Linked DNA regions of Homo sapiens: region 2 is linked to region 1. Evidence: chromatin loops called from intact Hi-C (ENCODE). Cell type or tissue: GM12878. All regions are shown on one strand.

The links. Peaks named below come from ENCODE experiments on the same cell type or tissue, not always from the same donor. Only the 100,000 strongest peaks of a DNase experiment are listed, where the experiment ranks them.
Region 2: a loop joins it to region 1, with 4 times the contacts of the local background. A loop is called at or near these places in 3 of 110 quality-filtered maps.

What each region holds. Positions count from the first base shown.
Region 1 is chr12:92,498,667-92,506,666 of GRCh38, forward strand. LOC105369904 (a long non-coding RNA gene) reads left to right here and starts at 6,972. Exons shown (of 4, transcript XR_945210.3): 1 at 6,972-7,497. RefSeq lists an enhancer at 4,162-4,411. In GM12878, CTCF peaks have their summits at 4,009 and 7,951 (motif pointing right); DNase peaks (open chromatin) are centred at 4,035, 4,455 and 6,965; H3K4me3 peaks cover 3,631 bases; H3K27ac peaks cover 6,317 bases.
Region 2 is chr12:92,646,401-92,654,400 of GRCh38, forward strand. The region is part of intron 1 of LOC124902983 (a long non-coding RNA gene); the gene reads right to left. Among named protein-coding and RNA genes, the nearest start is that of PLEKHG7, 53 kb to the right of the region's middle. RefSeq lists an enhancer at 3,573-3,867. In GM12878, a CTCF peak has its summit at 3,737 (motif pointing left); a DNase peak (open chromatin) is centred at 3,741.

The DNA of each region.
Region 1 (8,000 bases):
GTTTTTTCAATTTTATGAGCTGCTTCAGTATTCTTCCAATACATTTCCTGTTTTTTTAAAAAAAGTAATTTGTGTTAGAGTTTTGTCAACCAAGAGTCGTTGACTGTGGTAGGCACCCTCTAAGATGGCCCCCAGGGACTTCTGCCTACTGGTATTCATGTCCTTGATAATCTCCTCCTGCCTTGAGTATGGACTGAACTGACCGATGTACTTCTAATCAATAGATTGTCACAGAAGCAATGGGATGTCACTTCTGATATTAGGTGAAAAGAAAATTGTGACTCCCACCATTGGTGCACTCGCACATGCACTCTCTTGGATCATTTCATCCTGAGGAAAGCCATTGCTAGGGTGTGAGATTGTGTAGAGGCCCATGTGGCAATGGACTGAGAACTTCCAATACCATGTGAATGAGCTTGAAATGGATCTCCCATCCTGGCTGAACCTTTGGATGAGACATCTATCCCAGACTACATCTTATGAGTGAAACCTCATAAAAGATCTTGAGCCAAAACCACCAGTGAAGCCACGTTCAGGTTTTTTATCTACAGAAACAGTGAGATAAGTTATTTTTAGCCATTAAATTTTGAGGGTAATTTGTTATGAAGCAATAGAAAACTAATGCATTCATTAACATGCTTGATGGGTACAGAGATAAACATTTTCATTACTTATAATGAAGTAGTGAACAGCCTAAGAATATTTGCTTATTTGTTCTATTTGTTCAACCAATATTTTTAGACATTTACTCTAAACCAGCATTGTTTTAGACATCGGAGATATCAAAGTGACTGATACAGATCAAGTATGAGTAAGAAGATAATTTAAGATAAGGGTAGGTCTTAGCAAGAAAATAAAAAGAATGGCATGATATAGAATTAGGCTTCTTTTTTGAGAGGTCAGGGGAAGCAGGGCTTCCTGAGAAAAGGTATTTGTGCTAAGAAGTAAATGAAGGAATGGACAGCCATGAAAACAGCAGTGGACAGAGATTTCCAAGAGAGAAAATGGTAAATGTGACACCCTGGGGTAGAAATGAAGCTACCATGTTTGAGAAGCAGAAAAAAGCTAGTATCGCTACTGTGTGAGGAGCAAAGGGAAGAGTGATCAGACATGTGGCTGCAGAGGGTAGACCTTGTAAGACAAGGAAGGATATGAAGTTTGGATTTTATTCTAAAAAACTTACATTCAAATGATGAACATTAGCACAGAGACAAGACAATTTTGGAGATGGCTTCTTTGAGAGCAATTAACTGAGAGTGTGTGATAGAGTAATGAAGATGCTAGGGCTGCCAATCTGGATAGATTGGTTGACAGTTGGGGATTGCAGGGGGGCTATAGGAGAACATGGTCCTGATGGATTTTTTAAAAAACAGAAATATAAAAATCTTGGGGAATGAGGTATTCCTGGGAGGAACACATGCAAAACCTCTGAGGCAGGCATGAGTTTGGATTCTTTAAAAAACTGAAAGATGACCAATAGGTCTGGAGCACAGTGAGCAAGACAGAGAGCTATAGGATGAGGCTGAAGAGGAATTCAGCCCACACTCTGCAGGTCTTGTAAAGCATGGTTAAGAGCTTGGATTTGGTTTGAAAAGCATCTGGAGTCTATTGAAGAATTAAAGTACAGAAATGATATTTTATTTTCCTTATGCTCAAAACACAATGAAATTGAATCAAATACATAGTAATTTATTGAACAGCTCCTAAACTGTGTGCATGGGAATTAAAGAGGCAAGAGATGTACCCTGGTGTTGAGTGGGCACATAGGCCACAAGTGGAAATAGATAGGGGCTCAAAAATCCACATATGCGAGAGTCCAGAAGAGAAATGAATCCATTTATTCCATGAGAGTAATGGCAAGACTAGAGAAGAGAAGACTTTCAACCTGGATCTCACAGGATGAGTGGAGCTCCCTAGGTAGACAAAGAAAGAAGAACCTCATAGAGAGTAGAAATATATGTAAGAGCATGGAATATTTGGCAGGGCTTGCACTATCCAGGGAGTGGGAAACAAGTTAATATTACTGAGTCCATGGAGAAAAAGTGAGAGGAGAGAAATAAAGCTTCAGATGTAGGTCAAGACTTTCAAATATTTAGCTTGGAGAGGGTCTTTTAAGGCTTAATATCAAGAATTGCCACTCATTGTTCCATCATAAACTTGTATTGAGAAACTACTATGTTCCATGCATTCTTTATCATGTGATCACATTTATGATTCACCTAAAAACCACATTTTAGATACAAAATTTGAAGCTTCTAAAGGCAAGTTACTATGCCTAAAGATGCACAGCTAGCAGGTGGCAAGCTGTGAAATCAAACTTGTATTCACTCTCTAAAGGATGTGTTTAGAGAGACTGAGTGGAACTTTATGGTTGGTGAAGGGTTCACATGTAGTAGTAGAGAGAGAAATCACTGAGGGTAGGTTGACTCCAAAGGTAGGTTGGAATCAGATTGAGGAAGGTTACTTTGAATATGAAGCTAAGGAGTTTGTACTAAATCTTGAGATAATAGGAATAAAGATTTTTGAGCAAAGAGTTGACATGATTGCAGTCTTGTTGGGAAGATTTATGAGGTGTCTGTTTACATCAATGTGAATTACCAGGGAAGAGACCAAAGGAAGAAGGGCCTATCAAGAAGCTAGCTCAGGCATATGATGATAGGAGTCTAAACTGAGTGGTGACAACAAAAATGGAAAGAAAGAGAGGAATGAGAGTAATTCCTCCAGGAACGAGTCATTAGGGTTTGGTGACTAGATTAATATAGGCATACGGAAGGTGAGGTTATGAAGAGTAAGTCTAAATAATTATAAGAATGGTGCTACAATATGGCCAGGCGCAGTGTCTCATACCTGTAATCCCAGCACATTGGGAGGCTGAGGTGGGTGGATCACGAGGTCAGGAGTTTGAGACCATCCTGGCCAACATGGTGAAACCCATCTCTATTAAAAATACAAAAATTAGCTGGGCGTGGTGGCACGTGCCTGTAACCCAGCTACTCAGGAGGCTGAGGCAGGAGAATCGCAGGAACCTGGGAGGCAGAGGTTGCAGTGAGCCGAGATCACACCATTGCACTGCAGCCTGGTGACAGTGCAAGACTCCATCTCAAAAAAAAAAAAAAAGGTGCTACAATAAACAGAATAGGGAAGTCAGCAGAAGGACCGAGTTTGAGTGAAGTGAGTAAGATGAAAGAAGATGAATATCAATCATATAAGTTGGATTAGAGGTAACAACATTGAAAGTGAATGTGTAGCTAGAGAGCAGAAGGGGCCTTAGCCAAAAATAATGATTTGAGGTTCATCTGCATAGAGGCAATAGGCAATTAAAATCCTGAGTGGTGGAATCCCACCACTTTGGGAGACTGAGGCAGGAGGATCACTTGAGCCCAGGAGTTCAAGGCCAGCCTGGGCAACATAGTGAAACCCTGACTCTGCAAAAAATGAAAAAAAATTAGCCAGGTATGGTGGCATGTGCCTATAGTCCCAGCTACTTGGGAGACTAAGGCAGGAGGATTGTTTGAGTCCAGAAGGTCAAGGCTACAACAAGCTGTGAATGCACCACCGCATTCCAGCCTGAGTGACAGAGTAAGATCCTGTCTCAAAAAATAAAGTAAAAAAATTAATTAATTAAAAAAAATAAAATATTGAGAGTTTGTAAGTTTCTAAAGAAGGACACAAAAGAGCAGTGTTACAGATGCTACTTGTTTCCAACATCCATTCCCCATCTTGACCTCCCTAACCAAATTCCCATTTGGTTCAGCTATACCCCACCTCCCTTCAGCCATGTGCTTCCCTCAAAGGTGTTTCCAGATACAGAGAGTGGATCCTGAGCAATCTAAGCCAACAGTGGTCCATCCCATCTCTCTCAGGAATGTGCACAGGACACAAAACTAGGTAATGAGACAGAAGTAAAGAGCCTAAGGAGGCAGATGGCTCCCCTGTGCCCCTGGACATTGTCCTATTTCTGTCCTAACTCAAAACCTGGAACTGCTATGCCATCCTCCGCCTCTGAGAGTCAGGCTTCATTGAGCAAAATCATCCCTTGATACAATGAGGAACCATGTCTCTGAAATTACTCAAGAACAACCAAACCTCTGAAATCAGTTTCAAACATCTAAAAACCAGTGAAACACAAAAAAGCCTTAGTCAGAAGCTAAGGAAGACAAAAAAAAAAAAAAATTAAGTTAGGTTCTAAACCAGGTGTCAGGAAAGTGAAAAGAAGCTGGAGATTTTGACAGAGCTTAGGACATGCTGGGGTGAAATACCCAAACAGAGATAAAGTGAACGAGACCTAGGAGACAACATTTGGAGGCAATAATCTTTTCTGACCAGCAAATTCAAAGAGCTGCTCTTCACGGGATTCCTGAGGTGATTCTAGGGACAGCAAAAGGTTATTTCTGAACTATTACACACATTCTCTTTTTTAAGAGAAATACTCACATCGACAGGGCAAGTCATTCCAAAACCAGCCTCGATACAGCTATTACTCAGATTCACCTTGTCAGTATGAAAATATGGGTTGAAATGGACTTTGCTACTTGAAATTAAGTGTGATCACACTCAGTAGCCAAGAGAAGCACTCCAATCCAAACTGCAATTATGAGAGGCTGGGAGCCACAGGGAGTGGGGTGTAGCATTCAGAAAAAGAGAAGGGGTTCATTCTCTGGGATTTTCCCTGTTTGCAGCCTGAATCCCACATGAATGTTCTTTCTCTTCCGTCATTCGTTTTTCCTGCGTTCAGCATCCTCTTCTCACTTCTCCCTCACAGTTATCTCTCCCTTGGAGAGAGTAATCTGGACCCTTGGGTGACAGTCATATGTGGCTTTCACGAGCTGCTGGAATTAACTAAAACTCACTCTTTCCCAATAAATCTCCCCTGAGCCGACACACAGCAGCTGCGAATTCCCAGCATGGGCCTGGACAAAATGCTAAGAAAAACTGGCTGTGTTCCTGAATCTTGCTCGTCATTGGTCCCCAAGAATCCTGGACATTGACACCCAGATATTCCAAAACGATTTGTGCTTTTCCAAGCTCGGCTCTTTACTTAACCTGCCTTGAAGATTTGGCACTATAATTTCCCAGAAGTGCAGGCTGGGCTTGTTTTGAGAAAAGGTGAAATGGACAAGAGACAGAGTTCAGAAAATAGTGATTAAATACAAACAGCACCAGCTATTAAGCAAGAGTCAAGGCCAGGAAATGCAAATAAAATTGCCGAGGGTTGTTTAGACAGTGGCCACTCAGAAGGAGAGGTAATATTTGGTTGTAAAGTGAGGCCACAGACATCTTTTCTGATTTAATGAATTTGTGATAGTTTACTTCTTTTCCCAGCTTTCATTTCATTTGTGGGGCGATGGCTGGGGGATGTAGGGGATATGGAAAGTTGAGCACAAGTGCACGAAGTATTTACTGGCTAAAGATGCCTATGCTTCTGCCAAGATTGTGTTTATTTGTTAAAAATATACTTCATTGTGTTGTTACAAAACTAAATCTGTCCCCAGCCCCCATGGAGACAGGGCGATTTGGTTTCAGGGTGAGGTGCCAGCTAGTGCTTTCAGGGGCATTAATGTGCCAGCTGCTCCTCCAGTATTCATTTTATTTGCAGTCCCTAGGCTGGTTTTACACTTTGTGTTTTTTTGTAAGGAAATCAGGATTAGAGAGCCTTTTGTCACTGATGGGGAGGGGGAGAGAAGTATCCCCTTTGAGCTCCATACACAGGGGCAGCCTAACGGGCAAGGCTCAAAGCTTTGATTTACTTCTCATTCGCTAACATTTTCAAAAAGAAAGGATCCACCGCGTCAAGCTGTTCTGTTGGAAGCTTGTAAGGCAGTAGATTTGGGAACTGGAGTTTCCAGAATGCAATCTGCAGCCACCAGGCCAGGGTTACCTTTAAGCTCCATGCAGATTAAACATGCCCAGCCTGGGCAAGAGGCATCTGTAGAAAGGAACCCCTCAATATCAAACAGCGAAAGGCATTATTGGGTGGTCCCTGTTTAAGGGCTGAAGAGAGTGAGTGGATTCCTATTGATTTTTATGAAGTTAATTCTTTTTACCCACTTAGAAATGCCAAACTGCTACTAGGGTCCAAAGTCCCTTCACTGGCCAGCTCGTCCCAGTGCAGTGACCAGTGACCTGCTGGAACCACTCCAGCGAGAGTCTCCTCTGCTGAACAAATCACCCAGCCTCCAAAAGAAAGAAGAAGCTGCTTTTAGTGAGCAACTCCTCTTAAAATGGAATTGCTAAACACACACTCACGCATACACACACACGTACACACATCATCATGCAATTTTTTGGTGGATGTTTGTGACAGGAAGAAATTACTAACAAAATTTCCCCAATAATACTTCCCTCTTTATTTTATTATTATTATTATTATTATTATTTTGAGACAGAGTCCTGCTCTGTCACCTGGGCTGGAGTGCAGTGGCAGAATCACAGCTCACTGCAACCTCTGCCTCCCAAGCTCAAGTGATCCTCCCACCTCGGCCTCCCAACTGGCTGGGACTACAAGCACACATCACCATGCCCAGCTAATTTTTGTGTTTTTTGTAGAGGTGAGGTTTCAGTGTGTTGTTCAGACTGGTCTTGAACTCCTGCACTCAAGCGATCTGCCCACCTCAGCCTCCCATAGTGCTGGGATTACAGGCATGAGCTACTGCACCCAGCCCCTCTCTTTTATTTTTAAGGGCAGAAAAAGACGAAGTGAGAAAGGAGCCTCCCTTATCCTCCTCCTCTTTCCCCTCGCAGTCCAGCATCAAAACACTCATTCTTAGGATGGAGCAGGGGTGGAAAAGTGCAGGAACATTAGGCCTTGTCTGTGTATTGGCTCCGTTAGGAGCTATTGTTGCTCAGCAGCTGTTCCTCTTGCTTCTTAGGAAGCCCTGCCTGCAAGTGGGCTGGGGAACCAGTGTGACACTGGCAGCTGGGGGAAGTGGGGAGGAACATCGAATATTTTTTCACCATGAGAAAGATGGGCTTTGTTTCTCAAAAAAGAACAGAGATCCTGTTTCTGGGTAGCTGTTATCAGAAACTGGTTTTAATAAATACAGTTGGAGAGTGAAAGTAAGAGTGTGTGTGTGTGTGTGCGCGTGCGTGTGTGTTTTGGGGGCGGGGGATAGAAGAGAAAGAGAACATAAAGTCACAACCTACTCAACCTTTAATCCTTTTTTTAAGGTAGGAAAAGCTGAAAAATTTCAGCCAAATGAAAAGCATAAAGTGGTTGAGAAAGGCTTTATGACTAAGAGAGGATTGCAATGGAAAATACGTAAAAAGAGAAGTTAAACCAGCTGGCTTATTTAATTTTGACTCCCCACTCCCCCTTTCACTTTTTTTTTTACCTTCAGCCTAAACTAGGGAAAAATGTACTGTGTAAATATTCAGTGTTTTTCTTAGTTTTTATCCCTAACAAAATTTTTTACAGGACTTAGTTTAGTGAATCTCCAGAGACTGGGTGTGAACGTGACTTTTCACCCCTGGGTCACGGGTCACTTCCTGCTTCTTCTTGTAAGTAAAAGCTCTTACTATTCCATGGGTCTGGCTGTACCCAGAAGTGGGGGTAGGGGTGAGGGATGGGAGGGTGGAGTGGGGGATGGGGGAAAACTCAATGCCTATTCATTTCTCACATTATTTTATTGTCAGGAACATTTCTCCTCCCATACTAAAGAGCTAAATGTCAAACTTCTATTCCAAAGTACATGAATAAATTAATACATTCCTAGTGTATGAATTTATTCATGCATTCAATAAACATCATCGAAGCACTGTCAATGTACTAGGCATTGTGTTAAGCACTGGGAAAACAAAGATAACTAAAATATATTCCCTGTCTTCTACATCTTCAAACAAACAGGAGAGACAGATTCTAGAACAGTAATTACAGCAATTACAGTAAGTACTGTGAAAAAAAAAGAGCAAAAAACATGTAACTCTGCCCAGGAAGGGCAACGAAGACTTCCAGGAGGTGGTGGTATTGGAATTGATTTTTGTGAGCTAAGTAGGAACAACCA
Region 2 (8,000 bases), 150 kb after region 1:
TCTACAAAAATAAAGAATTTAGCAAGGCATGGTTCTGTGCACCTGAGATTCTAGCTACTTGGGAAGCTGAGGTGGAGAAAACCCTTGAGTCCAGGAGTTAAAATCTACAGTGAGCTATGATTGCACTGCTACACTCCCGCCTGGGTAACAGAGTGAGACCCCCATCTCTGAAGAAGAAAAAAGAAAAAACCTGAGCAGAAATAGAGACTAGAAAAGTAATACAAAAGATCAACAAAACAAATCGTGGTGTTTTGACAATATAGAATTTAAAAGCCTTTACTTAGACTAAGAAAAAAAAGAGAGAAGACTCAAATAAATAAAATCAGAGTGAAAAAGGAGACACAACAATTAATACATAGAAGTACAAAGGATCATGAAATAATATAATAAACTAGTATATATACCAACAAATTTGATAGCCTAAAAGAAATAGGTAAATTCGTTGACATATACAACATACCAAGATTGACTTATGAAGAAATAGAAAATCTGAACAGACCAATAATGAGTGAAGAAATTGAACCAGTAATAAGAAATCTTACATCAAAGAAAAGACTAGGACCTGATGGCTTCATTGTTGAATTCTACTGGATATTTAAAGAGTAACAAATACCAACTCTTCTCAAACTATTCTAGAAAATCAAAGAAGAGGGAATACTTCCAAGGTCATTCTACAAGTCCTAGATTGCCCTGATATGTGTGTGTATAATATGTGTGTATGTATTTTTATAATGTGTGTATATAATATGTGTGTAATATCACCTCAAACATTTATCATTTCTTTGTGTATAATATGTCTTATACACATATACACACACAGTGTACTAATACATACACACATATTATACACAAACACACACACACACATACAATGGAATGCTATCTAGCCTTAAAATGAACAAAATCCTGTCATTTGCAACAACATGGATGAAACTGGAGGACACTGCATTTGGTGAAATAAGCTGGACACAGAAAGACAAATACAGCATGTTCTCACTCACATGTGAAATATAAAAATGTTGATCTCATACAAGTAGTGAATAGAACAGTGGTTATCAGAAACTGTGGAAGGTGGGGAAAAGAAGGGTTTGAGAGAGGTTGGTCAACAGGTATAAAGTTACAACAGGGAAGGAATTTTAAGTTCTGGTGTCCTATTGCACCTCAGGTGACTACAGTCAACAAAAAGATATCGTATATCCAAAAATAGCTGCAAGAGAGGATTTTGAACATTGCCACCACAAAGACATGATAAATGTTCGAGGTGATAGATCTGCTAATTACCCTGATTTGATCATTACACTATGCATACATGTATTAAAACATTACATTGTACCCCATAAAAATGTACAATTTTGCATCAATTAAAAATTTTAAAAATGTATGAATTTTGTCATTAGTGTTATTCATGCTATAATACTCCAAGCAGTCATTACTATTGCCATATACCCACAAAAAAAATCCACAACCAGTTCTCAATTTTCAGCCTTAGGATTAAAGATGAAGATAGATTGCTTTTTTTCTAATAAGAGGAGAAAAAAAAAAGAAAAAGGAATGAAATAACATGTGTTACCATTAATTTTTTTAAGTGCTAATTCAGTTTGTTTTTAACTCATGGTTTGGAATAATGAGTAATAGAGAAAAAAAGTCAAATATTTACACATGCAGGCAGAATAAGAGAATAAGAGAGCTGGATCAGTTTTAAGAAGGGTTCCAAATCCTGTTAGTTTTTTGACAGGCAAAATGCAGACATAATATGATGAAGTATGGATAAGACCTTCAAAACAACATCATGAATCTGATCTCAATGACTGAGTTCTTGGAGACAAACACCAAAGTATACCTATGGTACAGTAATGACCTGTCTTTAAGGCTAGAGGAAAAAAAGCCTCAAACTAGAGCAAGCATCTCACATGGAAGGCTTGTTAGGAGGCAAATGGTTAGATGCCACCATTTCAGAGTCTTTTCTTCAGCAGGTCTGAGGTGGGGCCTGAGATCTGCTTTTCTAAAAGTTCCCAGGTGATGCTGATACTGTACGTCTAGTGACCACACTGAAAATCGCTGACCTAGACAATATGGGTATTTCTGTAACAATGTGCAATTCTCCAAAAATGGTTGGGAGGAGAACATAGTAGTATTTTATTTCAAATAGGAACATCACTGAATGGGAAGTAAGGGGATTGAAATTATGGTCAAGAAGTGCCATGACTCCTAGAGACCTCTGTTCTGTGAACCAGTGGAAACCGGGGACACTTCTGACCCCACTGCCTTGCTGGCGTCTCTAGTTCAAAGCAGCTATGGGCACCCAACTGGTCCCCAAGAATGCATTGTAAGTGCAAAGGGGAGTCAATTTGGCCTGATGGAGACACCACGATCCCAGAGAAGAGATCTGGGCACTGCTGCAAGTGGTCTGAAAGGATGTGAGTCAACTTTCAACACAGAGCTGCAAAAAAACAGCTTTTTGTTCTCTTTATTGTTCCTTAAGCAATTTCAAGTATTACCTGATTTCCAGCTGTGACTGAATTCCAGGCCGTTGAAAAGCACTATTGTTACTGTAACTGGGCAAGGTTATTAACAAGCTCCAGCATTTATTGAGAGCCTACTGTATGCTGGACACTTTACACACATCATCCTATATAATCCTTGTATCCTGTATAATCAGCCTGTAAAGTAGGAGCTACTATAATTTTCCTCATTTTCCAAATGAACAAACTGAGGTTAGGGAATTGGTCCTAAATCATAAAGCCAGTAAATAAGAGCCAGGTTTCCAACCAGAGCACATAGACTGCTCATCCTGGGCTATTTTCAGACAATACAGACACATACGAAGAATGATCTGTGAAAGGTACATCTGTAAAACGTAATTGATCCCTAAAAACCTTTAGAAACCAAACACACTTCTATATGCATATCTTGTCACTTCCCTTGGAAAGCATGATTATTTCTTGTTGCTACTAAACAACAAACTAAAAAACGATGCAGAAAGATACAGAGATGATTCCCTGCATTCTGTCAGCTTCATAAACGGTTTTTATGTTATTTGATCAACAGGAATCCTCTTTGTCCATAAACTATGTGTTGACTTCTACCCTTGCTGTGTTGTCCTCTTCCTTCTCTAACATGAATCTTATTCTCTCTCTTAGCTATCCTACTTCTCCAGGCTAAGGAAAGCAACATCTGAAGAAAGCACATAATTTCCATGATTAAGCACCTAGAAATCCTGCATGCCTTTGCCTTATTTACTATTCTCAACTGCAAAGCCGACACTGTTTTCCCCATTTCATGCATAAGGAAATGAGTCTGGAGATGCGGGGTGTGGTTGTTAATATTATGCAACCAGAAACAGGCTGAGGAGCTCCTTCAGTCTATGCCCTTTGACGCCAAAGCCGTTCTCTATTCCTTTCCCCTTATCTTCCTTGCTCTTTCCACCACTTCTGTACTTTTCACACACAGATTTCATAAAGCCTAAATAGAGAGAGGAGAGTGAAGGGTCGGCATGCAAAATATTTAAAAACGTATTGCATTCCCTGTGATATTAGGGCCACCGTTGTCATTCAGCTGAGGTCTCTGGGATCGATTCTCCTCAGATTAGCCCATGAGGAATGCGTTCTGTGTGTTTGCAACAGGATGAACTAAAGCCAGTTGGTCAGTGGTTTGTCTGCCTAAGAGTTGAGTCTGACCTGGTTGGTGCACTTGGGATGATGCAGTCTCATGCCCTCTTGTTTGAACTGTGCAATGTTACACTGCCACCCTGTGGTTCCTTCATTGTGAGTTCAGAAACAAAACTGGCTGACAAAATCCGTCTCATAAACCATCCGGGGTGAGTTTGGAACAGGGTCTGAAGGAGAAACCAGGTTTGGGAAAGGATATGAAAGAGAGGCCTTAACTTGCCAAGGAAAACGTAGGTCATTTTTGATATAAAGTAATTGACTGGTTATGAACACAGGACTTGGAGTCAGGCTGACCAGAGTTTAAACTTACCAACTGATAGAAGGAATGAGTTCTAATGTTTGTCAGCAGAGTAGGGTGGCTATAGTTAACAATAATGTATTGTATATTTCAAAATAGCTAGAAGACAGGATTTTAAATGTTCCTAACATATAGAAATGACAAATATTCGAGATGATGTATACCCTAAATACCCTGATCATTTCACATTCTACACGTGTTTAAAAAAAATCAGCCACATTAAATTTAAAGGAGTTTAATTGTGCAATGAACAATTCATGAATCGGGCAGCCCCTAGAATCACAGCAGATTCAGAGAGACTTCAGCACAGCCACGTGGTAGAAGAAGATTTATAGACAAAAAAAGGGAGGTGACGTACAGAAATTGGAAGTGAGGTACAGAAACAACTGGCTTGGTTAAAGCTCAGCATTTGCCTTATTTGAACACAGTTTGAACACGCAACAGCATATGAGTGGCTGAGGCACGGCTGCTGGGATTGGCCAAGACCCAGCCACTGTTACCGGCATACACTCCCAAGTTAGGGTCTCACTCTTGTCTACCTACTGCGTTAGGTTGCAGTTCATCCACAAGGACTTAAACACAGAAGTTCAGAGTCCTTCTCAGGTCATATTTAGTTCACTTTAAAAACTCCCCCCTTTTGGTCATTTTCTCAATTTTGAGAGTGACCAAAACTTTAGTCATTGATGTCACTATTACCATTGTAAATGTACTTATTTGGTCTTGAAAGCCACTGGAAAACAGTAGAACAGTGAGTTTTGCAAAGGTAGGAACAAGGACTGAGTAGAGGGTACCTGCTTATGCTGGAACACCCTGTTTATACATATAACATAATATCACCTGTACCCTATAAATATGTACAAATATATATTTTTTGAGACAGTTTCACTCTTGTCACCCAGGCTGAAGTGCAATGGCATGATCTTGGCTCACTGCAACCTCCACCTCCCAAGTTCAAGCGATTCTCCTGCCTTAGCCTCCCCAGTAGCTGGGATTATAGGTGCCCGCCACCATGCCCAGCTAATTTTTGTATTTTTAGTAGAGATGATGTTTCACCAGGTTGGCCAGGCTGGTCTCGAACTCCTGACCTCAGGTGATCCACCCGCCTTGGCCACCCAAAGTGCTGGGATTACAGGTGTGAGCCACCTCACCCGGTCTACTATGTACAAATATTATGTATCAATTTAAAAAAAAAAATTTTAATAAACTTAGCAACAGAATAATTCCTTCTCTGGGCCCCAGATTCCTTGTCTGTACAATGTGAATAGTAATAATTTCTCAGGGCTGTTGTGAGAATTAAATAAGACAATACATGCAAAGTGCTTAGCCTTGATTGTGACACATAATAAGATTTTGCTGTTATTATGGAGCTGAGATTAGAACAGTGCTCTCCTTTCCAAAGCCCCAGTGAGGCCAGCCCTTCCTTGTCACTTTCTAGGACTCCCCTTTTCCACTTTGCCCCTCTTTGGTTTGAGGCTTAACATTGCATCTTTTGCTACCTTTGAAGTGTAAACTTTGGGAGAATCCAACAGAGCACATTTCCAGTCTCATCTTCATCATCTAGTAGTTTTGTGACTTTTTGCAGATTCATACTAACTTCCTGAACCTTAGTTTCCTCATTTGTAAAATAGGACTAATAACACCCAGGTCTTCAGATTATAGAAAGAATTGGAAATAACATATACGAAGCATTGGACATGGTGTCTTGCAGGTAATCATTATTCTATATGGTAATCCTTATTATTGTCATTATCACACTTGTTCATTCCAATTCTTCAATCCTTCCTTTGTCTTTCAAGAAGCAACAAGATTTTTAAGCTCACCAGCCATTAAATATCCTTTGGGTAATTGGGATGGGAAAAAAAATCAGCCCCAATAAAACATTATTTTTCCAGGATTTCACAACATATTTATTTTCTCAAGGTTGTGAAAATACATTTTCACATTTTGATGTTTCTAATATTGAAGCATAATTTAAAATCAATATGTACTTCTATGTTTTGGTTTTGTATGTTTTGGTTTATTCTTTCTAGTTCCCAACTTCCTCCAAAAAAAGAAAATCATTAAATCAAAGTATATCTTAGAATTTAGAATTAAGATAAGCAGATTTTGCTTTCATCTACTTCCAAATCGAAAAGACTAGATTTTTGGTAACCTCCTGAATATTCTTAGCCTGAATTCCCCAAATCATAGTACTCTTAGCTTTCAGCCTTACTGTTAAAAGATACATCCTTAAAGTTCTCTCCTAACTATTTTTTGGGGTCCCCAGAGAGTATCTCACATGTGCCCATATTCTTTGACTGTGAAGCTCTGCCCTCTGGTTTCTCTCTCTGGGGGGCTGCTGCTGCTCCCCAGAGACTTGCCCTCCAGGACCAGGGAATCCCAGTGCACTGAGGTTGCGACAGAGAAGCCACAATCCCCAACCACCACCCGCCAGTCTCTCATGGCCACCTCCTTGGCCTCTGGCACTAACCCTCTGCACTTTCCCCATCAGGCCTCAGGCCAGCCCCTTCCCCAATGAGAGGGACAGGCAGACACCCTGCCATCCTCGTGCCAACCCCCTTCTCTCCATTTCTCTCCTTAGGTATTTCTCCACTTGCCAACATTCCCCTCTACTCTTTCCACTAAAATATTAAAAATAAAGAGCCTGGCGAGGTGCGGTGGCTCACTCCTATAATCCAAGCACTTTGAGAGGCCGAGGCGGGCATATCACGAGGTCAGGAGTTCGAGATCAGCCTGGCCAACATGGTGAAATCCCATCTCTACTCAAAATAGAAAAAAATTAGCCGGTCATGGTGGCACATGCCTATAGTCCCAGCTACTCGGGAGGCTGAGGCAGGAGAATCACTTGAACCTGGGAGGCAGAGGTTGCAGTGAGCCGAGACTGTGCCACTGCACTCCAGCCTGGGCAACAGAGCAAGACTCCATCTCTAAATAAATAAATAAATAAAAGTAAAGAGTCCCCATGAGCATTTGGTGCTTAGAGAGGTGGTCAGCCTTCCAGTTCCTCTAAGCATCAAATTAGATTCCCAGGTTGGGTTCAACCAGTACAATCTGGCCGGGCGCGGTGGCTCACGCCTGTAATCCCAGCACTTTGAGGGCCGAGGTGGGTTGATCACGAGGTCAGGAGATTGAGACCATCTTGGCTAACATGGTGAAACCCCGTCTCTACTAAAAATACAAAAACTTAGCCAGGTGTGGTGGCAGGCGCCTGTAGTCTCAGCTATTTGGGAGGCTGAGGCAGGAGAATGGTGTGAACCTGGGAGGAGGAGCTTGCAGTGAGCTGAGATCGCGCCACTGCACTCCAGCCTGGGAGACAGAGCAAGACTCCATCTCAAAAAAAAAAAAAAAAAAAAAACTAGTACAATCTATACCAAAAACATAATAAAGAGAAAAATCATTCCTTTTTTCCAAAAGGATATCTCATAAGATTTTAAAAATATATTTGTATGATATAAAAATATCATTTAACAAAAATTTTCATTACAACCTCATATATATAAACATATAAATGCATATTTTTACATGATAATAAAATATGTATATGTAATAAAATTATATTACATAAATACATTTATACAATTTGTATGATGTTGATAGTTTCACAATGTGAATAGTTAGTATTAATCATGCAGTTACTGTGCAACAATCATGAATGCATTTAACCGCAACAAATCTTTGAAGCAAATACTGTTATGAGTTCAGTTTCACAGCTGAGAAAACAGAGGCACAAAGTGTTCGATATTATGTTCAGAATTTCTCCAGGTAGTATGGAGCTGAGTCTGGATTTGAACCCAGGCAGCTTGGAGCAACATCCTAACTACAGAGCAATTCTATCATTCTTATCATCTGAGCCAGACTGCAGATAAAAGGAGTTCCCTGAGCATGTTTTGACTGATGCCTATGGTATTAGTCCATTCTCATGCTGCTATGAAGAAATAACTGAGACTGGGTAATTTATAAAGAAAGGAGATTTCATTGACTCTCAGTTCTGCATGGCTGGGGATGCCTCAAGAAACTTACAATCATGGTGGAAG